Linked DNA regions of Mus musculus: region 1 is linked to region 2. A link is a loop called in an ENCODE intact Hi-C map of the cell type or tissue named here. Cell type or tissue: left cerebral cortex. All regions are shown on one strand.

Evidence for each region. Hi-C counts contacts between places; a loop is a spot of excess contacts. Peaks named below come from ENCODE experiments on the same cell type or tissue, not always from the same donor. Only the 100,000 strongest peaks of a DNase experiment are listed, where the experiment ranks them.
Region 1: a loop joins it to region 2, with 3 times the contacts of the local background. A loop is called at or near these places in 2 of 42 quality-filtered maps.

The regions. Positions count from the first base shown.
Region 1 is chr15:42,373,103-42,381,102 of GRCm38, forward strand. No RefSeq gene overlaps it. Among named protein-coding and RNA genes, the nearest start is that of Gm41313, 290 kb to the right of the region's middle. In left cerebral cortex, no CTCF peak of the experiment used is centred here; DNase peaks (open chromatin) are centred at 3,345 and 3,788; H3K27ac peaks cover 322 bases.
Region 2 is chr15:42,581,893-42,589,892 of GRCm38, forward strand. All of the region lies in intron 1 of Angpt1 (angiopoietin 1), which reads right to left. Among named protein-coding and RNA genes, the nearest start is that of Gm41313, 80 kb to the right of the region's middle. In left cerebral cortex, no CTCF peak of the experiment used is centred here; a DNase peak (open chromatin) is centred at 3,982.

The DNA.
Region 1 (8,000 bases), 210 kb before region 2:
CCTGCTGTGTTTGGAGACTTCCTGATTTACTGCTTTGCCTTTTAACTGTTTTCAGGCAGATGGGGGTTGGGAGTAGGGTGGAGAGCTGCAGGGATCAAGTGAGTACAAACAAGGCCTCTCAAGTACCACCAAGGGAAGAGACTTTCTGCTTAGATAAGTCACCAGGTCAGAAGAGCTTTATTCCCACCCCGTTGATTTCATCTGCCCTTCTCCAGCTAGCAATAAGAATTTCCTCACTGGGACATCATGCAAGAAATCTTTGGTATCCCTTTTCACTTCCTTTTGAAAACAATGGTAGTAATGTTAAATTCTCTATATCCCTCCCAAGCCTCATGGTTTCTTTCCTAGTTAGTCATGATGTGTTAGAAAGCTCTCATTTTATATAAAGTCCTGTGTTCCTCACAGGGTACAAATAGGTGTGAATGCTTGATAAATAATGGAATTGCCTCCTGCTTCTTGAGCTGTGCTTTACATATAAAAGTACACATTGGACATCAGTTAAATTATAAGTAATTGAGCCAGACTCTTCCTGTTCACCTTGTTAACTTTGGAAGCATATTTCGAGTTACGGGTGTATTTGCTGGGGTTTTCTAGAGTAGCAGAACTAATAGAATGGATCTCTCTCTCTCTCTCTCTCTCTCTCTCTCTCTCTCTCTCTCTCTCTCTCTCTCCCTTTCTCTCTATCTATCATCTATCTATCTATCTATCTATCTATCTATCTATCTATCTATCTATCTATCTTTCTATCTATCTATCTATCTATCTATCTATCTATCTATCTATCTATCTATCTATCTATCATCTATCTATCTATCTATCATCTATCTCTCTCCCTCTCTTTTGAGCACTGAGCATCATTTCCCATCAATTAATTTGAGAAGAGATGGAATGCTCTCCATGTTCTGCATGTTCTGTGGGCTGGTCTCTAAGACAGGGATGGTTTAACATAGTAATATTTGTTCTTTTCAGTAAATGTGAGTTCATCATACCAGTACCATAGAAAGACTTCTAAAACTTCATTAATCCTGAAACTTTTGTTTCAAAACAGTGACACTGACATCACTACCTTAATAAATACAATAGCATTACTTTGTCAATCTGGAAGCTAGGTCAGAATTAAGTCGGCATTATAGCAATTGACCACATCACTGGAAAGTTTTGCTTTATTTAATAATTATATTGAAAAAAAGATGATGCTTTATGTGTTAATTTATATGTAGTAATTTAGTTTGGAAAAGAAAAGAGTAGAAGTCTGGTCCTGTTTTAAAAGATTTTAGAGGTACACACACATATGTAGTAGCAAAGGGCTGCCTTGTCTGGCCTCAGTGGAAGAAGATGAGCTTAATCCTGTAGAGATTTGATGCCACGAGGTGGGGGCATATCCCTAGGGGAGATACGAAGGGGAAGGAGTAGGTTGGAACTCTGTGAAGGGGCAACATTTAGGATATAAAATAATTAATAAAAGAAAGATTTTAGAGATGGTTTTGTGAATTGCCTATAATCTCACAGAGAATAGATAATAGAGTTGAAATTCAAATCTAGGTACTGCAACTACAATCTGATGCCTGTCACCATTTCATGCAGACTCCCAATGAGGTCTGAGTGGAGAATTGTCTCAAAAATGTCAAGGTTTAAGGACCTTAAGACTTGAGACTCTAAAGTCCAGGTAGTTAACCCCACTGTTCAAAGTATTAGAGCTCCCTGTGTGGAGAACAAAAGACTTAACTGTCCACAAGTAGAAAATGATAAATGCCTCAGTTCAAGAAAGGAGACAGAGATTTGGCCTTTTCTGCCCCATGGGATATTGTCAGATGATGGGAAGTTTACTCTTAGAAAGAAAGATTAAGACGGTTGTTCTGGGATCCTTCATTAGTTATCATTAGCATCATGAGAGTAACCTGTAGCACGCTGTTACACCTGTCTCCTTCCCTCACAAACACACAGACACACACACATACTTCATGTTGTGTCATGTGACAAGAAACCATGTCTCTTCCTCCCTCACATTCTCTCACCATTTTGAGGCCATCCACTGTGGATCTTCTCCAAGTGAACAAATCAATAGAATTTCAGCCTCTAAAACTACTAGCAAAATGAACTTCTTTGCCTGGTGATTTCTCAGGCTTGGGTATTTTGTTACAGTAGCAGAAAACTGTTAATATAAAATAGTTACAGTGGATCTTTCTAACTTTATCATGTTCTTTGTGAAGATAAGGATACATTTTTCCCTTTTGATTTGGGCATTTTTATTTGCTGTTCTTATCCAGTTGCCTGATCTAGAAACCTGAGTAGAATTTTTAATAAAATGACAACAATGGAATACTTATTTTAATTCCCAATCTTAGAGGAAGCAATTACTCTGTGGTTATCGAATGCAGCCTCTCCTGAAAGTTCCAGGTGGACTTTTCCAGAGAGGAGGCACAGCCCTTTAGTGCTTCCCAATGACTCTGCTGGAGAAGAAAGCTCAGACGCTTACCCACAGCTTTCTCTGGACCTCATCCTTTGCTTTTGCTTTTTGTGGGTTTGTTTTATATCCCTTTTCCATAACAAAGTCTAAGTCAGAGTCTACATTGTGTCTTTTGAGTCATCTTAGAGAATTGTGGAATGGTATCTCCAGAGCTCCTGGTACTCTGGAATTCACCAATCAGCTTCCATCTATGGGCCTAAAAGTTCAACAATGCCCCTGCCTCCTGAAGTAGAGTCTCTTATGCTGAGAAAGAAGAGTAGAGAGAAGACTGTAAGAGAGATATCATAGGCTTTCTCTTTTCATGTTGAGATTTCATACTCATTGTCTTCAACAAGTATAATACTTTTCCACACTTTTAGAGACTTTAAGAGCTTTCGGCTATATGCAATTGTCATTTCCACCATCTGGCTAGTGAGTGACTCCTCTGAGCTCAGTCTTCCTCTCTGGTGTTGTGCCATTAGTATACCCCAAATTATTTGACAACTTTATTTTCTAATAGTCTAAAACAAGCTACTCTCAGCATGATTTCCAGATCCTAGTGCAATTGGCTTTCTAGAGCATCACTATTTTCATGCTGCTTCTCTCAAACTTCTGCTCATCACCTGGAACCTCGCAGCTCATACCTGCTTCTTTCAAAGACTTCTGTTGGACACTGTGTTCATTCTCTGTTCACCAGTGTCTTCATCTTACAATGTGTGCTAAGATTTAACTCTGCCAATGACTTTCTCTTATTTTAAGTGTAAGCAAATTTAATAGATTCAACTCTTCTGTATAGTTAGAAAATTTCTCTGCAGAATAGGCAGTCCAGAAATATTTCTTTTTCCATGACAACTGGCTGAGAATAAGTCATTGTGGGAGAGAGTGCCAAAAGTAACAACTTTGTCATTTGGTTGAAACTTTATCACATATGTGTGGCATATGTTTTTCCTAGTAAAAATGTTAGTCGAGATTGTCACTGTTTTCCTATTGGTAAGTTGGGGCTTTTAGCTTTAAGATTCCAACCCCCCATCATATAGATATGAAATTGCTGTTTCAGATCTTGTGAGTTCAAGGTCTACTTTCAGTTCAGAACTAAGCTTCCTATACTGAAAGGAGCACTGAAAATCTGGAGCCTTTGACTACTTAAAGGTCTGCATACTTTCCCTTAAAATGTAGCAAGAGCAATTAAAATCAGAATAAAATAGATAAAGAAAACCCTCTCTGAAATTTTTGCTTAGATGTCGAAATTTAAACTTGAGGCCTTGGTCATGAATTTTGGTTATACAATAGATAGGAACAAAGTAAGTCTATTCGTCACAAACGCTCTCTGTGCTAGCCTAACCCTATGGCCATCTCACTACAGTAACTATGTTGTTTTGACAAATAACTCATTCTGCTGAAGATGAAAGATAACCAACTGACTGCGTGTGGAGCAAAGAGGGAAGCTTTTGTTGTATGTGGAAGCAAGCCTAAATTTGGTTGAGTGGTTAGTAAAAAGAAAAAAAAAAAGATTTAGAAAGGAATTAACCTGTGGGTGTAATTTTAGGAGTGCTATTGAGTTCGTTTCTTTTGGTCATTAGTCACCTATGTTAGTCATTCACCAAGTCCTCCTTTACCACCCCACCCCAACCCCAGTCCTATTTGATTCTCAGTAGATTTGTTTCACAGTCTTCTTTATCTTGTACCTGAGTTCTCCATATTGTTAGAGTTAACAAAAGGTAACTTGTGGGTGCTGGTTAAGATGGAGATTTAAAAAAACTCCTATCAAGGGTATAGAGAGAACAAAACAAATTATACTGTGTTGGACTCTATACACAATGTGTGCATAAAATATTTTATAGTGAAATCTTGGACCTTATTTTGCCAATTATGAAACAAAGTACGTATTATACTGAATACTTTAAAAACTGAAAATTTCTAACAAAATGATTAACATTCTGTATGTTCTATTTTCATACCTCTTTCCCTGAACTACATGTGGTATACAGTCCCCTTGGTAGTTTTCATTAAATTATATACAACCTCCTGCAAAAGAGTGTTGAGAGTTTGATATGATGAAATACATCAAGAGGGTAGGATTTCCCATTATTCACTTTCGTCTGACCATTTTGCGATGATGGGGAGCTCTTGGGTGATGACAGATACGGCGAAAATCGTGCATTTATGAGAGAAGTCATGGAATTATAGGGGATTTATCCAATGTGATGTGCTTTCATCTTGCAGATTTCTACCTACATCATTTCACTTTGATTTTTCAAAAGTCCTCAGGAAGTAAATGTTTTTAATTTTCATTTTGCAAATGAAGACACTGACAGAGAGAATGTGTTAGTTTAACACTGAAACTTTAGGATGAAAGCACTCACGTAGACAGCCAGGTTTCCTATTTAGGGAAAACACTTGGTAATTATATAATACTTAGAAGAAGGATATTTTATAATAATGACTGTACATCTGGGATGAGGTATCACAGGCACATTTATTTTTGTGGATCAAGAGCAGAACCTATTTTCTGATTGTATCTCTATGTGTGTGATATATACCTGTATGAGTTTCAAAATAGTTTCTGCCTTCCTTTAGGTTTTGTTATATTTTTTTCTTTGTTTTTGTTATTTTGTATTTTTGATGATTGCATAAAACATTTTTAGTGAACTATATTTATTAGTATAGATTCTCTTACACGAAATATAAAATAAGGGATTTTTAAAACCCTACATTTTATCTACAACTTTTTTTTCTACTTTTAGTTAATTTTTAATGAACAGGTCAAAAAGACTGGGGAATGAGTTGAAATAGCTACATTTTGTCAATTTATAGTTATGGTCTATCATTTACATTCACATCACTGTTCTGTCTTACTGATGTTTGTTTTATTTGTTTGCTTTAATCCTGGGTCTCATGTAGCTTAAATGTACCTCAAATCTCTAAGATGTTGAGGGTAGCTTTGAACTGATGATCCTCCTCCCTCTACCTCTCAAGGGATGGGATTATAGTCACTCACCACCACACTGGGTAATCGCCAGTTATTTTTAAATCTAACTTAAAACAGTCTTTATTATTTTCTCTATTTGTTCTTTGGTCAGGACAGTGGCATATTTCCAATGAAAATAGAGGAATATAATAATAAATGTTTGTTCTTAGTTACCACTTTCACAGAAAGAGAGCAATGTAAGAAAATACTAAAAGATCAAGAGGTGTAAGTTCAAGCATTCCAAATTTGAAACTTAGGCAAACTTGAATTTGGAAATTAAATATGGTGAATAGTTACAATGTATTGTCTTCTATACTACTGAGTTATTTGAAGAGAATTAAAAATAAAAACATAAATGTAGAACATATAGCTAGATACAGAGAAAAGTTTGATATGATTATTGAGTATTTCTCCTTAGAGATAAAGATTAGATTGTATTTTTGTTCACAGAATTTAAATCCTGATTTTTTAGTCTGATTTGTTTCTAAAAGATTGAAAGCCCTGTCCTTTAGATTGTTGCCTCTGACAACATCGCCCAGAACACTTGCCGAAGATAAACATAATGGAATCAACACAGTAATGTGATATTTCCTGATGGAATACCAGGCTTGCCCCTTGTGGGAGACAATCCCATAATCAACTGGCAGGGTTGTGAGGTTCTTTCTTACATGCTAGATTGATGTGATAATCCATACCATGTTTTGACATATTTTGTGTATTACAACTTCTATGCTTTTGCTTCTATGGCAACTGATGGCTTTGTCAACTGGTTTCAGAGCACTGGGGAAAGAAATACATTGGCAAAAAGCTTGAGTTTTCATTTTTTCCATACGATAGAAAAACCAAGATACTCAACCACACTGGTTATGATGATGTGACAAGAGATAATTTAATTATTTTTGACATGGGGTTATATAACCAAGAAAAAACGTAATTATTCAAACAGCTTACATTTATTTAAAGACAAATCCAAAGGCAAAAAATGCCTTCCTTATTTTATTAAGTAAATTTAGACATAATAGCAAGCGTATGAAGCATTTATGCTATTTCAGCTCTAACATGAGAAAGAAGCATTGTAACTTACAGTTACAATAACTTTGGTCTATTATCACTGTCTTTTAATGATAAACAATTAATTATATTTTAAAACAATCTTGCATTTCCCAATTTCTGTGATGAAATTAGATGTTTAAATTTATTTATATGAAATATTCACTATTTCATTTAACACATTGGATTTTCTTACATTGCTAGCAATTTCTATTAAAACAGATGAGAGATTGGTTAGATATAAATAACCTATGAGTTACCATGCAGCATGATATATTTTTATACATTATGAGGAAAGAATAGCACTTATTTTAAGTCATCAGAAAATATTAAGTAAATTTCACAATACATGAAATTTAGCTCATATTCAAACTTTAAGCCAAGTTTTTTTTTTCTTGGAAGAAATAATGTCAATCCATTTCTTATCCTCATGCATAGATGCTATTGCACTAATAATACCAGGCAGCTTTTGTTAGATGAGACAGTGACCATATGGCCCTCAACGATGAATGTATTTGCTCACTGATCTATGATAGGAAAAGCTTACCAATCCTTGAGGTACTTACATTTATACATCTCAGATGACCACTGCACTGAACACACATGTTCATATACACACATCATAAGTGTGTGTTTCCTGTGAAAGGGCTCTCTTTGAATGCTTGCTATTTACAAACCATCATTTCATATTTTGAACATTCTTCTGAAACTCTTGGGCACTGATATCAAAATCTTGTACATATAAAAGCATAAAATTATATATATATATGTATACATAAAATAAAGAGAAAATATTTTATAATAAGATGATTGGACATTTTTCTTTGATTTTTCTAGTTTTCCACCACAACACCAAAACATCAATATAGTTATTATTAGAATATTTATCAGCTACATGGTTAATAGCAATATTCATTTTGGTGTATGGATTATTATTAAAAAATGATGGATGCTAGATTTAATTTAGTTTTAATAATTTGTATTATCTTGACTAAAAATCTAATTATATGCTATTTGACTGTTAGATGCCTAATTGACATGCTATCCCTGTGGTATGATAAGGCATATCTGATATTTTACATGCTTATTTGCATTTCCTGAGAAAAAGAGCTGAACTAGCAATAGTGTCCAGACTGTGTAGAGTTCTCTGGAGGCAGTAGCCTATGGGAGATATGGAAGACAGCAGTCAAAGGGCTTACTTAGGCTTTGTGACTTTGCCATTTCTTTGCTGAAGTAGTGTGTTTCTCATTTCTAATGGTAAAGGTCCAACTTGAGGTTTTGTTGTTGTTGTTGTTGCTGTTGTTTTTTATGGTTTTACAGTTGTGAATTCTAATGCTTAGGAATGGTAGGAGTTTAGCACTAATAGAACTACATTTCTCAGAATTCACTTCTCTTTCTAGGTCTGTTTTAGACAGTGGGACAATGAGTGCTGTAGGTAAGAGGAACAGTACATTTCAGCTCTGAAATTTGGTAGATTCTTCATATCCTTAGGGGACTGCACAGCCTCCTTTGTTGAGATAGCGACTGGCTACACAG
Region 2 (8,000 bases):
ATCTCTTCAAGTATTTTCCTCATTTTCAGATATTTTAAGCTTCACTTGAGGATTAATACATGTGCTTTTTGAATTCAAGTAAAATATATCCTGCATAGCTGTCCGTTTCACTGCATAACAGCTGCTAACTTAATATGCACATTTTTCTTAGAATAAGCCCCATTGTTTTGCTTCTGTAAGAAGACATTGAAATCAATTTTTTGAAAATTGTACTCTAATGAATGTAGTTGACAATTTAAAGTGTTGATAGTGACAAACTGATGTCATCATAGACAGTACAAATCAGAGTTTGGAAATAACCCATTTCTAGTTTAAGCTGAATTGAGCCTGAACAATGTGGAGGAAATTACTATACTTGCTATAGCTCACGGATCTTGGAGTAAGGGCAAAACTGACTTGCTCCAAACTTACACATATACTAAAGCATCTTATATTTGCACTGGACTATAACTGCTTGAAATATCTGCATCTATAACCTAGTGTATAAGCCATTGATATATTCATAAGAAATGTCCTCTTCTAAGCTTAAATGAGATTTATAATTATGAAAGAAATGAATATTAATTGTAGTAATTTTAAGTAAAAATACATTTTAATGGTAAAAATTCCTTTATAATATCACCACCATTAGATAATGGCTTATTTCATCTTTATAATTTAGAAATTCATATTTATGTATATAGTATGTATAAACTACATAATGTAGTTTGGTAAATATCTAGTTACATTTAGAAAGCATTTATTTTCAACATTGAAATTACAAACATATATATAACTTCTTGTCTTTTCCTCCATAGTAATATATTATAAATAAGTAAATTATAGTTTTAAAATAATTAATTTCAAACTAACATAATGTAAACAAATGATTATAATACAAATGTATATAAATTTTGTCGAATTTATATTATTTAAGTTTTGTTTAAAATATAGTTATGACAATTACTTGTGCAAATAAAAATTGATGAGCCTCTGTGTTTTCTTTGTATGTTACTATAAATAAAATTATTAGCTCAGATTATAAATATAAAATATTTATAAGTAATATACTTATTTTAACCTGGTTTTTTGTTGTTTTTTGTTTTTGTTTTTTGTTCATGTTTTTTCAAGCCAGGGTTTCTCTGTGTAGGTCTGGCTGTCCTGGAAGTTACTCTGTAGACCAGGCTGGCCTTGAACTCAGAAATCTGCCTGCCTTTGCCTCCCAAGTGCTGGGATTAAAGGAGTGTGCCACCACCACCCGGATAAACTGTTTTAAACTATGTACATACTTATGCATATTTCAAGAATTTACATGTGGTACATGTAGGCAGATTTATTTTTTAATTGCCTAATTGTTTTCTAACAAGGGAAAGAAATAAAGGGTTTGGATTTGGGTGGGTGGGAAGGTGGGAGGGTCTAAGAGGAGTTAGAGGAGGGCGAACTATGTTCAGAACATATTGTTTGTAAAATTTTACTTTTTATAAAAATTAAAATTATTAAAAATAGAGTATATGTTTAAATCCTTGAGAAAATTACATGACTAATGACAGTTTTATTGTTTATAATAACATAATTTTCAACCTTTTGTTACATATATTGAAGTCTGGCAAATTATATTTATAGAATCCCTCATCATATTTTTTGACCAGTATCCTATCTACTTCCCTACATATCTATATATGATATATACAATACTCATATCTATTCATGAAAACTATTTGTAAATAATGACATTAGTATTTGTCCTAGTTCAATGTTTCTGTTAATACATCACATTAACAAGTATCACATATGTAGGATGTATAACTTTAACCTGAGAAAATTTTATATTTGATAATATAAAATGGAAACAAGCATGGAAGAAAATGTCCTAAGGTTATAAACCATGCCTTACACATGGACAGACAGGGAAAAGCAACACTTCCTATGACAAGTGACCAGTGGCAGTTAAAATTATAAGAAATGTCTTTTTAAAAGGATGCAAGAATGGAATTTTATGACCATCAGGAAACTCTTGAAGGAAAAATAAATAAATATTCTCATGTAGGTCCTTTTAATTTAATTATATTGTGGAGTAACATAAAGGCAATACAAATTCTCTTGCTGTCTAAGCTTCAGCAAAGACGCCTGTGCGTCCTTTCTGTTATTTATACCAACACAGATGAGGAATAATGATAATTGCTATCTTACAAGGTTTTGAGAATAATTAAATCATGTAATTTATGTAAAGCGCTTGGCAAAATGTTCGGAACAGAATTGTTCCTCCATAAATCATCATAGGAATGGCCATTCTAGAAGTATTTTTATACTTACAAAGAAATTCTCTCTACCATTAAATCCTTCAGCAAACAAAAGGCCATTTTACATAAACTCTACTCTTTTAGGAAACTGCTCACAGTGAATTTGTGTCTGTTGAAAGCTTGCTAGTGCATTGGCCCTTTGAGAAAGTGCAGCATCTTTGAAGTGCAGGGGACTTGGATTGATGGGTTCCTTCCTCTTTGGTGCTCATTCTTAGCTCTTGTACAATCGAAACAGAAAAGACGGGCCGAGGGGGGCGTTCTGTTCCACAATGGTGATTCCACAGAGCTGACCCAGGCCATACATATGGCCCCCAGTAGGTGGATTTTATTTAAATTAATAAGATTGTTCTATGTTTAATTCATGATGCAGGGACTTAAAAGCACTATGATAACTAGGGAAGGTCAAAACATAACTCATTGTAGATCATATTTCTATAAACAGCAGGGTGCCCTTTTTGAAGTGGATATAACAAATATCAGAAGACACACTGGAGAAAAAAAAAATCAACATATACAGACAGTATGTATCAAACACTGAGGAACAGCCTCTGGACTTAATTCTGGACTTTATGACTTTTATTTTTGTTCTCAGTTTGCATGGCTTTGTGCACAACTTAGAAGGCTGTGCTCTTTGCTCTGATGTAAGATGAGAATATTGTATTTAGTATCATGAGATGTGACATCCTATCTGGACCTCACTTAAGTGCTTTGCATTCCCTCTAGCTTGCACATGGGAAATGGTTGGTCACCTCTAAAGGGAAAAAAATCAACAAAAATGTCTTCAGTAAAGATCATATCCCCAAAGAAGGAAGGACTTTGAAAGAGAGCAAGGAGGAGCATATTTGGAGAGTGGGTTTGTGGAGAAAGATGAGGAAGAGAAAAAAATGACATATTATGAACTCAAAAATTATTATCATTATTATCATTAATCTTTATTTGAAGAAACCATATCCAAGACAGCTTAAATGGACTGAAAATGGAAAATAGCCAACAAAGAGTTAAGGGTTAATCTCTTGGTTTGATTTTTCTTCTCCCTCCTACTCACTGACTTTGGGTCAGTTCATTGCTCTTGGTACTTCTACAAGAGGCTGTGTCTGCTGGGTCAAAAAAGGAGGAGAGATCATCAGTCAATTTTGCAGTTTGCTAGCTGTTAAAGGGAGGCTGGGTTAGAACAGATGACTACAATGAGGACTGGGGATTATCTGTGACTTTCAAAAGCCATTGTTCCCCTATTATTATGAAAACCACTGGTGGGCTGTAAGCTCACTTCCTCATTCACGCCCATAGTAGAAAGTGAATTCAGAAAACATCCCCACAGAGCCCTGAACTCAACTTTCAATTGAGAGTAATGTACAGAAATGTCATTCTCTTAAAAAAAAAAAAAAAAAAAAAAAAAAAAAAAAAAAAAAAAAAAACACAGCAATTTAGTCGGCCACCATTTGAGAAAGCCAAACTCAGCTGTTTCCAGAGCTCACTATTGTCAATGACTTTGTGGTTTTGCAATAACAACGTAAAATGTGCTTTCAGTGGGGATTCCCTTTTAATTCTCTACTTCTAAGTGTCTGCTATCTTCTCCATATGTTTCTTGTTGTGTACGCTAAACAGCGAAATAAAACTTATCTTGCAAGAGCTGTCTGGTTCCAGTGGTTGCTTAGTTATTCTTAGAAAGTAGAAATTGTCACTTGTTAGAGGGAATTTTTACAAGTCTGAAAAGATTGCTGTAAAAAAGGTTTTGTTTTCCTTCATTTGTCTTGAGAATTTTCACACAGAAAAAAAAAATTAAGTGTGCTTCCATCTGTTACTAAAGTGTTCATCTGAAAGTAGGAAAAATACAAAGAGGGGGAAAGAGGTGGGAGGGGAGGGCCCTGCTGTCTATGAACTGCTACTGTTCAGAGTCACTCTATCCCTCTCCTTAGAAAGCACAGTGAAGGCAGTGAAAGATGTTTAAATAGCGATAATGGATTGCAAATACAGGCACTCTTATCTTTGGAATTTTAAAGTGGACAGGAGGAAGCAGGGCATATTTTGTTTAAGGCTTATGCCTAAAGTTGAGCTTTTATCTTTTGTAGGTCCTTCTCTGCTTGTTGGTTTCCAGAATATATATTGAAGCTTTGGGTTCAGACAAAAAAAAAAAAAAAAAAAAAAAAAAATCACACAGAAAATAAAACTACAGCATGTGATGTAGGAAGCAGCAATTTGGGGAAAAGACTTAAAATAAATATGTTCTCCTAAGCAGAGCTCAGAGAATGGGGGTCTATGGAACACTGATGTCAGGGACATTGGGATATTGAATCATGTTTGTCATTCATCGCCCTTCACTCACTGATCTATTTGCTCATTTAGAGATTTACCTACTATCAACAGTAGCTCCTCCCATTTGAAAACACCTATGATCAGTCAGGAAGCTCATTTTTACTATGATTACTATTTTTACTATTTTCTCTGGCTAATCCAAGTGCAGATGATAATGACAACATAGAAGGGCTTCAAAAGGTGGCAAGGGATTATTTAATCTGAAGTAAAGGAATCATTTAAATGACCTCCCATCCTGTCTCTAAGCCAGTAACCTCAAAACTAGTTCTGGCATCTCTAGTCAATACAATATTCTCTCTTCTCCATACTTAAATAGAAGATGGAAAACAGCACAACTAACATATCTTTACTCCAAAGAACATGACTATTTATGAGGAGTCTGTCTTAGTGCAGCTGGTCTGCTGGGATGAGAAGCCCAGAGTGCAGTTTTCCTTGGTGGAGAAATGCCTGGTCCCTCAACCTGTGTCCTTGGGCTGCATGGGTCTGTCCTGGTAGGCTCGGGTCCTCCTTCCAGTCTCTGCTTTGAGAGCAGTCTGAGGACTCATTCTATTTTCCCTTCTCCCAAATCAGTTCTTAGGTCTCAGCAACATACTTTTATCCTTTACAAATACCTAAGGGACCAATACCATTATGGTAGCTTTTCCTGCGATTAATGTTACACTTCAGTGAGGATGAAAAACACTTCTCTCTACAGACTTTTCTAAAACCAGGACCTTTAGTGTTCTTTTTGATAACTTCTAAAGGTTTACACCTACACTTACTCAGAAATGTATTTATTAAACTTAATTGCATTAAGTTTACCTACTTTTCTGTCTACATCATGGGTCTCCTGAAAATTAGGAACATTTGATTATATCTATGTTTTAAGATCCTCTGCTTTTGTCTACCGCATAGAATGTAATACCTATTAGTCCTACATCCAACAAGATGTATTAAGCTAGGTGCTGTACTAGGTGATGTTGAGGTTGTGACAGACTCAAGAGACAAAGTAGCCTTCTTGCTGTCCTTCATATCTCACTCCATTGGCAGCTGCATGCTCCTTTTGTGTAGACAGTCCTGGACACAAAGGTTAGCAGGCAAAGCAAGAGCAAGGACAGAGCTCACAAACTGCTGGACCCTAACACTTGCAGCATTCTGAAAGCATTTTAACTGCAACCTTCAACTTCAAGACCTCTAGGACACACTAGAGTAAGACTTGCGACATTTTAACCTTTTAACATTGTGATCTAACTCAGAACAGAGGATAAAGTCTATAGGTCAGGATCCTCAAGTACTGAAGGCCATTTCTAACTTTCTGCTTTTTTCAACTCAGACAGCATGTAAAAGCCTGCCTTTTGAACTGAAGTCCACAAAGTACATGGGCTGCTGGGGCAGCTGGGGCTGCTGGGGCTGCTGGGGCTGCTGGGGCTGCTGGGGCTGCTGGGGCTGCTGGGGCTGCTGGGGCTGCTGGGGCTGCTGGGGCTGCTGGGGCTGCTGGGGCTGCTGGGGCTGCTGGGGCTGCTGGGGCTGCTGGGGCTGCTGGGGCTGCTGGAGCTGCTGCTGTTTTCTCTGCCTACCTTTCCCACATTCTATAATGGGAGCTAATTTTTTTGATGGCTGAGACTGTTTGTCTAAATAACAAGGTGCTTAATTTGAACCTTACACAAAGGAGATTGTTTCAGAGATTAAATGAATGGGAGCCCTAGCCGGTGAATAATTTTATACAACAGTAGCTTTCATATTATCCCCAAAGTGCCAGAATGGGTGATCTGGCAAAGGGAATAAATAGAAAGCATGGAAGTTTTTCTGGATAGACAATTACAGTTAGCATAAAATATTCAATTAGTATGTATGGATGAAAGTAAAATCATGGGCTTTTTAAAATGAGACCTTGGTAGCTTATAATTTTCTCTCAAAAACTTTTGCCAGTCTATCATTGATGGTGTTGTTGTTATTGTTATTGTTATTGTTGTTATTATTATTATTATTATTATTATTATTATTATTACTGTGTTATGTTATGATATGTTGTTATGTTAGCTACCCAGAATGTTAGGCAGCCAATTACTTATCAGGTTAATGTTTTCAAAAGCCTCCACAGTTTTTCGAGCTATAGCTTCCCCATGAAATAAAACTGTCTCCAAACTTACATGACAGACACTGTGAAACTGCTAACAATAAGCTAAGGACTCAAAATCCTTATATCTTAATTGAGCTTTTCAAGAAATAATTATTTGTTGCATATACTATAGATAATAAGAAAGCTTATCTTCCCTCTTCTTGTATTGTTTCTCAAGAAGAGAATGTCTAGGCATGAAAACAGTGAAATAAGCATTAAATTCATAAGATTTGCTCTTTTAGCAGTACAGCATTTTGATCTCTATACTGATTCCGAGAATACATAAGTTTCAGATATAATCTTTGAAGAATAGATTTAATACTAATCATGTTAATACTAGTAAATGAAATATTTGGAGTGTATTTATTCTTAACTTTATCTTCATTTTTCTCATATCTAGGTGTTATTTTATCTTACCTTTAACACTCAGTAACACTAACAAAGATACTTTCAGCATATGTGTACTATTAAATTCAGGGAAACATACATAAATATTACTTTAAATGGGATCATGTAGAAAATTTGGATTTTGATATGCAGGTGTAGTAATTGAGATTGAGGGGAAAACTAGTTTGGGTTTAAAAACAAAAACCAGGCAAATCAGGAGCTAGAATCGTGGTATTTCATAAAGAAATATGCATCACTTGGGCAACTTAGGACATGTTTTTATAAACATTGAACCTATTTTACCTAAACAAACATGGCAATTGAGAAATACTTGGACTTGATGACTTAAAGTACAAAATCAAGGTCAGCTTCAAGGTTAGTCACTCTACCCACTAGTCATGAGCAGGAGCAGGGAACCACTGCTTCTCTTCTTTAAGTGATCTACAGTGTTTTATCTTTAGGCTGTTTTTCCTGCACATGGTTGATAGAGATCACAGGAGAAATCTGTATGTTTCCCTTTCATATATGGTCAGGGATTCTTATCCTTGATACTGTTGATAATTGAGCAGTCATTGGTTTATATGGAGAGGCTGGTCTGTGACTTGTAGAAAGCTTCCTATCACCATCTTCAGTTACTACTTGGCACCCCACACACTGTGACAATCAAGAATGACTTCGGGGACCTAGAGATGGCTCAGCAGCTGAAGGTGCTTGCCAAAGAGACTGAGTTCAATCCCTCAGGATCGCATGGTTTGTGGAGAGAATTACCTCCCACAATCTGATATCCAAACTCAAGCCCTGGCATACAGTCTCACAAAGTGTGGTGGTGCGAGTGAGAATGGTCCTCATAGCTATTAGTTGGTGGAACTCTTTGGGGATTATGGCCTTGTTGGGAAAGAGGCATCACTGGAGGGCTGACTTTG